Regions from separate parts of the Homo sapiens genome. Here all the other regions are linked to region 3. The links are chromatin contacts, found by Hi-C or POLR2A ChIA-PET in ENCODE. All regions are on one chromosome and are shown on one strand. The core of a region is the stretch at or near the end of the contact, and the rest is flanking DNA. Distances in the headings are between cores, read along the strand shown. Region 1 overlaps LOC105371841 (a long non-coding RNA gene). Region 2 holds the start of CCDC182 (coiled-coil domain containing 182). Region 3 holds the start of VEZF1 (vascular endothelial zinc finger 1).

Region 1 (3,395 bases), core at 136-2,635, 240 kb before region 3:
CTTTCCCTCTTTTCTCTTCCTCCCCTTCCTCCCATCTTCTTGGTCACTGAATCCTGTCCATTTGTCCTTCATAAATCTCTTGCCTCTGTGGCTTCCTTGACTTCCCCACATTCTGGTTCTGCCCTGCCCTGAATTACCCCCCACTTTATTTATTTATTTATTTATTTATTTATTATTTTTTATTTATTTATTTTTTTTTTGAGACGGAGTTTCGCTCTGTCGCCCAGGCTGGAGTGCAGTGGAATTATCTTGGTTCACTGCAGCCTCTGCCTCCTGAGTTCAAGTGATTCTCCTGTCTCTGGAAGAGGCTGGACTTTTACCCCACTGCAGGGGTTAGAAGGGCCAGTTGAATTTGTAGGATTGTGGTGGAGGCTGGAATGGGGTGAAATGCTCAAATAGTCTGTCTGTGATGGAACCCCTTCCACTCTGGTGGAAACCTGGGGAGGGTGAAGTGGTTATTACCTCTCACTCTTCGCACAGTGCTAAGAAGGGGACAGAGGCTGGGGAGAGGAAGTGAAAGAATCTTCACTGTCCCACCCTCTTTTTCTTCTCTTAATGAATACAGGCTTTTCAAGAGGCTGTAAGCGTACACTGTAGAATGTCCTTCTACTCAGCGAGCAACATGGCCTCTGATATGCCTCTAACAAAAGATAATCATGACCAGGTACCCCTGAAGGAAACTGAGATTCTAAAATTTATTTGATATCTTACTTTTTTAAAGAGAAAAATTTTTATTTTAGAACAATTTTAGATTTACCATATTATTACAAAGATAATACAGAGTTCCTGCACACTCCACACCCAGTTTTCATTATGATTATCTTATTTTACAATGGTACATTTGTCACAGTTAATAAAGCAATATTGTTACATTATTATTAAGTAAAAGGTCAATATCTTACATTTTAACTTTCAAATTCATGCTTTTATGTCCCACTCAAGAAATTATCTGTTTGTTTTTATATAAAAATTTAAAATTTACTTCACAGCAACCTACAGTGGACACACCAAGAATGTGAGCCAAATGTAACCTGTGCTCTCTGTTTTCCGGGCCACTACGGTGTTCCCTGGGGGAGGCGCCCAGCTTGGGCCTACGAGAGTGAGTTCAGAGCGGAGTCGGAAGGAAATCTCATAGGGCCCTAATGACCCTGCTCGGTGGCTGTGTAACCTCAAGAGTTACTCAGTCTCTGAGCCTCGGCTTCCTCTTCTGGTGAGTGGGAGTAGGAGCAGCAGCCTGCCTCACAGGGTGCCATGAGGATAAGCTCGGCTCAGGCATGCAGACACGTAGAGCATGATTCACACGACGTCATTAGCATCAGGAGCATCCCTGAGACAGGAAGGTGAGCAGTGACTTCAGCACGAGCTGGTTCTTGAGAAGTCATGCTTTCACCCTCCCAGCCTCTGAATCGCCACTTCTAATCCTGAGGAGGGTCAGAAGCTGAAACTGAAAAAGGAAATGGCTTCAACCCCACGTCCTCATAGCTGGGTTGCACGCCACAGACAGAGGAGACAGAAAGGGAAAGTTTCTTTTTTTGGCTTCTGCTGCTGGGCATTCTCTCTGTCCTGGTGACTGTGTGGCTCTCCAATGAGCTGCTTGCTATCTGATGGGAAGAAAAAAGGAGATGATGGGGGCCATGGCACCACCCTGTCCCCAAGGAGCCAACTCTAGTTTTGCCCTCTTTTGGTCACATGGATGTGAAAGAGTCCATCTTCAGCCTGAGGACAACAGCTGGCCCAGGCAGGGTTTCTGCTCTTGAACTCGGCAACCTAGGCTAGTTGCTCCCACCTCTCTGAAGTCCCTGTGGACCTGGATACTGCATAGCTGATGATGTCCGTCTGCTGAAATAAAGCCTAGCAGAATTTCCTAGCCTGACAGCTGAAAACCGGCCTGCATTGCTTATAGTAACTCATGTTTTCTCTTTTCCCTTCTTGCTACAGATTTCAGGAGGCCCATTTTGACTTCAGTACCTGGCCCCCCATGAGGTGATGGCCCCACTGTTAGCTTTCCATGTCTAAACTCTGAAATTTTGCCCTGAATTTCGATCCAGTGCCCGAGGCACTGCCACTGCTGGCAATTTAATCATGGTCCTTACTGGATTTCACATCCTACAAATTCAACTGGCCCTTCTAACCCCTGCAGTGGGGTAAAAGTCCAGCCTCTCCCTCCAGCCCCAAGTTCTAAAACGTGGTGCTGGCCCACCTTCATGAACCCTCCCATTTGTGGCCATGTCAAAAGAGAAAATGATGAATGGGTAAGAAAAACAGAAATTGATCAAATCTGCCTGAGATTCTGCCCTCCTAGAACTTATCAAATCTGTAGCAATAAAACTTTACAGCCTCAGATTAGGGATCTGCAATTCCCTGCTCACAGCTGCAATGAGAGCAAGAGACCATGACCTAACAGACTCAATTGGGAAGATTCCCGTTTGTGGGATGTTTTCGATGTGTCACACAACCCTAGATTTCCTTGCTATTTTTATCTTTTGAAACATTCTCCAAGAAACCTAATGTGGAAGTTCCCTCTTTTAACATAATTATGTTGTTTCACTACAAGTTGCTGGGGTTCAAGAAATCATTAATTGGGCTACTTTAAGAGCATAATGTAATTCCAATCTGCAAAAATATAGGAAATATGACATTCTCTAGAAATGGATTTAAGCATAGATCTAGGACTCATAAATAACAAGGCAGTGTTTTGACCCTGGTGATATTTGCCAAGTAAGTATAGCAAGGGGATTTTAGTCAGCCTGGCTTTGCCTCATCATGATTTATATTTGTCTGATTCTTTTAAAAAGTAAGCTTAGAGTTTGAACAACATTTCAGAAGCCTCTGGTTCAGTGATTCCCAAAGGTTGCATCTGAATCAGTGGAAAGCTTGGGAAAAATACAGGCATCCAGACTCTGCTCCTGGTCTACAGAATTCCAGCTCTGGCATTGGAGTTGGAGAACCTCTATTTCTAATAAATCTCCTGGGTGAGTCTGACATACGGGTAGATTTGGAAACTACTAATCTAGCTGAACTTTCTACCCTCTGTAGGATTCCCCACTACATCCTTGCTCCTCAAGGTATGATCCAAAGTCTTATAGCATTGGAATCTTCTGGGAGCTACTCAGAAATACAGAATCTCAGGCCCCACCCAGATGTACCAAATCAGAATCTGCATTTTCACAAAATCCCCAGGTCATATTTATTTACATTAAAGCTGACAGATGGTCATCAAGTCACTGCTTGAACACTTCCGGGGTTGGGGAGCTCAGTATTTACATGGCAACCTGCTTCATTGCTGGGAGGCTCTAATTATCTAGCTCTTTCTTATAGCAAGCTCACTCACTCATTCATGCATTCATTCTACAAATATGGGCAGACTCTAAAAAGTTGACCAAGATGACATAGTC
Region 2 (3,418 bases), core at 671-3,170, 240 kb after region 3:
CAAAATCCCCCAGAAAATGCCACCTTAGTTTAGCCATGAACCTCCCTGCAAAATGCCCTCTCTGATGCCTACTACAAGGCACCCTAGATAGGTTAATCTGCATCTCGGAGGAGGCAGCTGCCCTCATCACGGTCCCTGTGGTGCGAGAGTCAGCTTGCAGAGGCTCATGAGAGCTGATTTTGTGCATCTCTTCCCAGTGACATCATGTTGGTAGCTTGAAACTGGCCACGGTGGGAGTATTTACACCATGGAAATTGGCAACAGCTATCAAAATAATTCGGAGTTTTATTCACTTTTCCCCATAGAACTGCACACCACTGAATTAGTATTCCTACTTATAAAAAAGATTGAGGCTCAGGGAGATGGGGTAATCTGCCAAAGATAGGTAGATTATAAGTAGAGCTGGGACTCTAACCCAGGTGGTTTGATGCTAGAGTGCTTGGCAATGGTAGATTGAACAGGACTTAGAGCCACTTTGACATGGAAGGGTCTAGGTTGATCCTAAGTTTCTTAGTCTATTGTGTGCTGCTATAGTAAAATACCCGATGCTGGGTAATTTATAAAGAACAGAAATGTATTTCCTTACAGTTCTGGAGGCTAGGAAGTCCAAAATCAAAATGCTGGCATCTGGCAAGGGCCTTCTTGCTGTGTCATTCCACAGCAGAAGACATCACATAGTAGAAGGGCAAAGAGAGGGTGAGAGAGAGACATAAAGGGGCTGAACTTATCCACTTATAAGGAACCTGCTCCCAAGATAACAGTGTTAATCCATTTATCTCTTAAAGGGTAGCCTAATCATCTGTTAAAGGTCCTTCCTCATAATCCTGTTACAATGGTAATTAAATTGCAACATGAGTTTGGGAGGGGACAAATATTAGCATCACAGCACCAGTTGTCTCATGAGGGCTCTGGTGTGTGTGCTGTTCTGGGTTGCTCTCATTAATCTGACAGCAACACTGGAACAGGAACTGGTTTGGGTAAAGAGATCACCAATTCAGCTTTGGATGGCTTGAATTGGAGGCCCATTGTGGGGGAGACGTTTAGATTTGGAGACCAGGAGAGAAGTCTAGGCAAGAGACTGAGATGTGCAAGATGAAGGTTTGTTCCTGACTAAACCAAATGTAGATTAGCTAGAAGTATTTTCCTTTGTTCTAATTATCAGGTAAAAAGTACAAGATTTACCTTTCTATGTGTTGTTTCTCATATTTGTTAACATTCAGGTATGTTGGAAGACCATGCACTCACTTGTTCCCTGATCCTAGTGTGTAGTGAGCACTTAGTATTTATTGAATAAATATGACTAACCCATTTTTACCTTGCACCTGCTGAATCAGCCATTGCTGTGGACCATACATCAAAATCTAAGTACATTTTTCGCAATTTCTAAGATTTTATAGAATTCTGACATCATTATAGGAGTATGGACTTGGAATAAGAGATTACTTTTTAGCATTTTAGAGCTACAAGTGGGATTAGGTATCATCTCTTACAATGTCTTTGTTTTACTAGTGAGGTACTAAAGCCCAGAGACCAGTCCAAGACCATGCAGGTCCCTTGCCAGTGTGGGAGACCACCCAGTCCTGGCAGCCAGTGAGCCTGGCCTGGCCTGCCTTGCTCTGGCCAGTTTACTTCCCTGCTCTGGGACTTGGTTTGTTCCTTAGGTTAAAGAAGAACTTGAGTTCTGGTTCTAGAAGGGTGATGAGTTAAGGATCCACATCTCAGGAGGGCGACTTGGTCAGATAAACAGACAAAGCTCTAGGTAACCAACCAAGGAAGCTACAATATGCAAATGAATGGATTGTGGCTTTCTTTCTGGTTGGCTGAAGGGGCCCTGATGTCACAATTCTAGGGTTTCTCCACTCCGAATGATCGTGTCTCTAGCCAAAAATATTTATTGACCTGGTTGGTCTCTTGGCTTCCTCTCTTTGTCCAACGTAGAAGAGACAATGGAACCCCTCTACCAGGCTGGGTCCATTCTCATGACGGTGAATACCCTACAGGGGAAAAAAATGATAGAGAGTGGCCTCCAGTCTGGAGACTTTTCCCTGTCCCAGTCATGGCCCTCCTGCCTCCCACCACCCGCTGACTTGGAGATCCTGCAGCAGAAGGTGGCCGGGGTGCAACGGGAACTGGAGGACTTTAAGAAAGAGGCATTGAAGTCCATTCATTACCTTGAAGACGCCTTCTGCGAGATGAATGGAGCCCTGGTGCAACAGGAGGAGCAGGCGGCTCGCGTGAGGCAGCGGCTAAGGGAGGAGGAGGACCGTGGCATCGTGCGCAACAAGGTTCTCACCTTCCTGTTGCCGCGCGAGAAACAGCTCCGGGAGCACTGCAAGCGGCTGGAGGACCTGCTGCTGGACAGGGGACGTGACGCCCTGCGTGCCACCAAGAAGAGCCAGGCTGACTGAACCTCGTGGGTGGCACTAGCCAAGCACCAAGTTGAAGATTTTTTTTAACGGAAGGAGAAACCCCAAGTCCCTACCCCCTTGCTTTCCCTTCCTCATTTCCATTGCTTTCCTTCTGCCTAAATAACACCTTGCTGAGAGGCAAAAAGACTTCAATATTTTTTTTGGTGAAATTCCATTTATCCAGCATTCTAAAGGAAGGAGGCACCCCAGTACTGAGTCAGGCCCCTGTAACTTTCACTTGAACTGTTTTCCTGTTTGTAATGGTACTATTGCTCAATGTATACCTCTTTATTTGTATAGTATATTCTTAAACTGATTGTGTTGAACATTCACCTTTTTTTTTTTGAATGATTTGAGGCTTTCATGATTTGAGACTTAACACCTGGTCAACTGATACCACATCACGTAACACATGATCTCCCCAGAGGGGTCGGACTGCTTGCCCGTGCACTAACACTACCCCAGATTGCTCTGTTTTTAGTATTCTAACCCTTGTCTGTATGGTCTTTCTGTCTGCCTCTACTCTTAGACTGTCACATCTCACTTTTCTTTGCTGCCTCTTTCTACCTCTACTTCCTTTCCATTTAGACTGCAGACTGGCCAATCGGAATGACAGAGCTTATTGGGACTGTGTGGGTGGAACTCGCTGAGCTTTAGCAACCGATAATGCAACACCTCTGAGATGGCACTAGGAAGTGGGGAAACTGATTTCTGTGTTCGATCCATGGAGCAGGAATTATTGTCACAGTGCCTGGCCATTTATCAGGCAACACACACATACCATCCCACTTACTTCCATAGGCACCTTGGAGGTGAGTGTTGATTTTCCATGGTTCACACTGGGAGACTGGCCGCAGGAAGGCAAGTCCAGTACCCAAGGTCTGCACACTAGTAAGTGGCAGGGCCATGGTTTAAGTCCAGGTCAGCTGTGCTCATTTGCATCCTGCTGCATCCTTCTCTGCTCCCCAGTTTTGGAACCACTTCAGGCTGTTCATGGACGTGTTCTTCTG
Region 3 (3,651 bases), core at 1,083-3,582:
CTGTCCTAAAAGTAGAAATAGCCCCTTCTAGGTAAGGATGGAGCATTTGATCATACTGGTTTCATTATATTCCTCTAACAGTTGGAACCGATTGTTTTTGAGTACTTGTTTCAAACTTCTGAGTATTTTCCTTCTGGAAAATAGCTCAGTGTTTAAAATTTACATGAACTTAAAAGGTTAATTTTTTTTTAAAGAATGTTTGAGGAGCAATCAATTCTGATTTTGTCTTATGGATAGAAATAGAATTAGCCATTTTCCTCAAGAAAAGTGATTCTTCTGAATCTTAGCTTTTCAGTAATGAGAACTGGACTGTTTCCACTTGACCTCTATTTCCTGTTAGTGGGAAACCGCTTCCCAGAGGTGCTGTGTGAAAGATTGCTGGGGAAAGGGTTTCTAGATCCCAGCATAACAAGTTCAAGAGTCCAGCGATATTGTCATTAGAATAATGGTCTTCATTAAGTACTAGTTTTCATAATCCTGAAGCTTCATTTTCACCAATTTGAAAGGCAGCTAGGGAGGAGAAGACTATGCAGGGAAGGAGGAAAACTCTGGAGTGCATCACAGAGACCTTGAGTGAGTTAAGGCAGGGAAGAAGCAGATTTGCTATCCACTGAATGAAAATAAGAAGAATTCCATTGTCCAAGGTCAGAGCAAGAACACAAAGGTTTTAGTTTACTTAGTTAATTCCTTAGGTTTGGACATTACAGGAGACATGGGGGTGACCATAGCAATTTAGCTGATAAATGTATCAGAAACTCTTTCATCATTTTCTGTCCCCTCCTATCTTAGGCTGACCGGTTCCCTGATGTGTTACCTGCTTCTGCTACTGATCCAAACTGCAGAACTTCTCATTCATCCCCAAGGCCTCCAGGCAGTATCCAATGGGGAATCAGCTCTAAAAGGAACCAGACCAACGTTTTCCAGCCCCTTCATTCTGGTGACTGAGGGGAGGAAAGAATGGGAGGGGGTATTCTTGTCTAGTGGATGGAAAGGAAACACACTGTCAAATTACTATATCTCCTTGGTTTTCTATTACAGTAGAATTCTCCAGCCATATTTTTATTGTCTATGGGGGAAGTTGGAGATGGTGACCTTGATTAGAAGTGTCTGGAGGGGGATAAATGGAGGGGATAAGATTCAGTTGGTTTTGGAAAATGTTAAAGTCTTAAAATAATGCGTCCATCTGAAGAATTTTTTCTAAAACCAGAGTTTATAAAAATATCACTGATACAGCCTGCCCCCTCATTTCCCTGCCACAGGAGATGTCTTGGACTAGAGACACTTGTTTAATAATAGCTTGTCTCTGATATTCCCAGTAGCTTCCCTCTGTGTGAGGAAAGGATAGAAATGTTCAGGACATCATCATACAGGCTCCTCATCTACAAAGTTCCAGTAGCAGTGACGCCTACACGGAAGACTTGGAACTGCAAACAGGCTGGGGTCACCTCAGTGACATCTGACGCTGTCCAACCAGAAGTTCGATTTTTGTTCTGGGGGTGAAGGAGGAAACAGACTGTACTAAAGGACTAAAATAATTTGTCTATACTATCTCACTTGTTTTTATTTTTGGCGGGAGAGGAGGGGTGTTGGGATAGAATTTCACATCCTATCTTGGAGTGAAGGGGAGGATGGGGAGGCTCAGCCCTTCACCCAAGAATAACCCAGTAATGACATCTCTACGCGTGGGAAGTGTTTCCCTCCACACTGAGAGGATCTGAGGCTGCACCCCAGTGGGATTCCCTGCTTGAGTTGGAAGGCCATCTCGCCATGAGATGCATATCATAGCGAGAGCGCAGAGGGCTTAGCCGGCCGGGGAGGAAATGCCAAAAGGAAGAGAGGCTCGAAGTCGAAAGGGCTTCCCCCAGTTTGGAGGTGGGGACCATGCTGTGCATGAGCGACTGAAGAGCCGAGTGTCCGCCGTGGCCTGTGCCCTCCGCTGAGGGTCTAACAGGGACGCGACGGTGCTGGACACCGTGTCTGAGTCACGGGAGACGGCCCAGCTGTGCCCAGCGGGCCAGCGCCAGACCCTGGCGTCCTCCATCTTCTCTCCTGAGCTCCCCCTGCTCCAGCTGCCTGAGCCACGGACCGCAGCACCACACACCCCCGCGGGGGGGGACGCCGCGCCCCATCCCCGCCCCGGGCCCCACCCCAGCCCCCCCGCGGGGGCCCTGACCCCACCGCCAGCGGGCACTGGCTGAGCTCCGAGGCGGCGAGCCGGCAGCGGGGACGCCCAGAGGGGGTCCGGGCGACTGGGGGCGGCGGCGGCCGGGCCGGGGCTCCCCCCCCGCCCGCGCTCGCCGCCGCGGTGGTGCGTCCCGGAGGTTACCGGAAGTGGCCGCGCTCGGCGCTGCCATGTTGAGGAGCCGCCGCTGCCGTTGCCGCCGCCGCCGCCGCCGCTTTGTTGTCGCCTCCTCCGGCTGAGGAGGCTCCCCGAGCGGGGGGAGTGGGGAGGAGGGGGGTCGGCCGCCGCAGCCATGGAGGCCAACTGGACCGCGTTCCTGTTCCAGGTACTGGGGGCCCCCCCGGGGGGGCACGGGGGGGACAGGGGGGCCGGGCCCCGGGCTGGCGGGCGGGCGGGCGCTCCTCCTCCCCTCCCTCCCGGCTCCGCTCTCCGGCCCGGCCTTAATCCCCCTTTGTTTTTCCGCCCGCCCGCCCCGGCGAAGCGGGGCTGCTGAGGTGAAAGGAGGCGGCCTCACGGGGTGCGGGGGAGATAGCAGGCCGCGGGGTGAACCCGGGGGCCCCCCAGCACACACACGCACACACACACACTCACACACACCCTTCCCTCTCGCTCTGAAGGGGAAGGGAGGAGGCCGGTCGCTGTCACCACCCCGCGGCCCAGAGAAAGGAGGGCGCCGGGCCGCTGGATAGCGCGGGCTGCTGGGCCATTGCGTGCCGGCCCGGTCCCCCACGGTGGGGTGAGGAGGTCCCCAGGTCCTGCCCTGAGTCTCCTCCCCGCCACTTCATCCATCTTTCGCTTGTTCTCTTTTCACCTTCCTCGTCTTTTTGTGTGTGTGCGTGCGTGTGTTGACTTTCTGACCCCCTCCCGTGTCCCCGCGAATAGCGGGTATCCCCAGGTTCCCCGCCACTCCCCCTCACCGCCACCACCCCTCTCGTGTTTACCCAGTTGGGGGGGCGGATGTTGTGAGTGTGTATCCCCTCCCCAAACTTTTTCACTGGATTTACATTTTTTTTTCCCAAGTCTCAGCCGAGCCTTGGCAGCTGACACCTTCTCCCTCTGTCCAGCTCTCCCGCCGTCCCATTCAGCCTGGGGAATCCCCCAGCCGGGCCGGCCCGGGGCAGGCGGGGAGCGGTGGGGGCCGGGACTCCTGGAGGCCCGACCTTCTCCCGAAGCGCTTTTCTTTCTCGCCCACCTCGAACGTTTCCTCCAACCAAGTGGAGAGAGCAAACAAAGTCCGCTTACAAAGCCCCCAGATGAGTCACTCTCTGGGATGTTGGTCTTCGCTTTTTTGCAAGAAACTTGAAAGTGACTGTAGCCGATGTGTTTTGGCAATTCTCTTGCCCGCCCACTTTAGATGGGGGACCCCTGTTTGGCAGATCTAGGCTGGAACTTATTTTTTTCCTACTTCGTTTCTGTTTGCAAAACGAAGCATTCAGTGGGCAGTAGCGATGAGCTCACGGGGAAACTTC

Evidence for each region. Hi-C counts contacts between places; a loop is a spot of excess contacts on that map. ChIA-PET counts read pairs that join two places held with the same protein, here RNA polymerase II (POLR2A). Pooled maps may share reads with other maps.
Region 1: a loop to region 3 is called in a pooled map, with 2.7 times the contacts of the local background. The contact joins the enhancer-like site here to the promoter of VEZF1 in region 3. A Hi-C loop is called at or near these places in 1 of 50 pooled maps. POLR2A ChIA-PET finds 5 or more read pairs at or near these places in 5 of 52 experiments (B cell, GM10248, T-cell and 2 more).
Region 2: a loop to region 3 is called in a map of mammary epithelial cell, with 2.7 times the contacts of the local background. The contact joins the promoter of CCDC182 here to the promoter of VEZF1 in region 3. A Hi-C loop is called at or near these places in 3 of 168 maps with a recorded cell type or tissue (CD4-positive, alpha-beta memory T cell, PC-9 and mammary epithelial cell), 1 of 37 single-sample maps with no recorded cell type and 8 of 50 pooled maps.

What each region holds. Positions count from the first base shown.
Region 1 is chr17:58,230,866-58,234,260 of GRCh38, reverse strand. It overlaps LOC105371841 (a long non-coding RNA gene), which reads right to left. Exons shown (of 2, transcript XR_934884.4): 2 at 682-1,601. Among named protein-coding and RNA genes, the nearest start is that of LPO, 6.0 kb to the left of the region's middle. Within about 2 kb of position 1,385, at least 4 of the 41 ENCODE cell types and tissues checked have a DNase peak (open chromatin) inside an H3K27ac peak, as active enhancers do; they include B cell, where a contact is called at or near this core.
Region 2 is chr17:57,743,801-57,747,218 of GRCh38, reverse strand. It overlaps CCDC182 (coiled-coil domain containing 182), which reads left to right and starts at 1,920. Exons shown (of 1, transcript NM_001282544.2): 1 at 1,920-2,724. The coding sequence starts at 1,947. The coding sequence ends at 2,408.
Region 3 is chr17:57,986,935-57,990,585 of GRCh38, reverse strand. It overlaps VEZF1 (vascular endothelial zinc finger 1), which reads left to right and starts at 2,332. Exons shown (of 6, transcript NM_007146.3): 1 at 2,332-2,507. The coding sequence starts at 2,475. LOC101929185 (a long non-coding RNA gene) reads right to left here and starts at 2,476. Exons shown (of 1, transcript XR_001752716.3): 1 at 1-2,476. It also overlaps a transcript of SRSF1 not described here. RefSeq lists enhancers at 1,730-1,869, 1,890-1,939 and silencers at 2,090-2,369, 2,440-2,919, 3,000-3,069.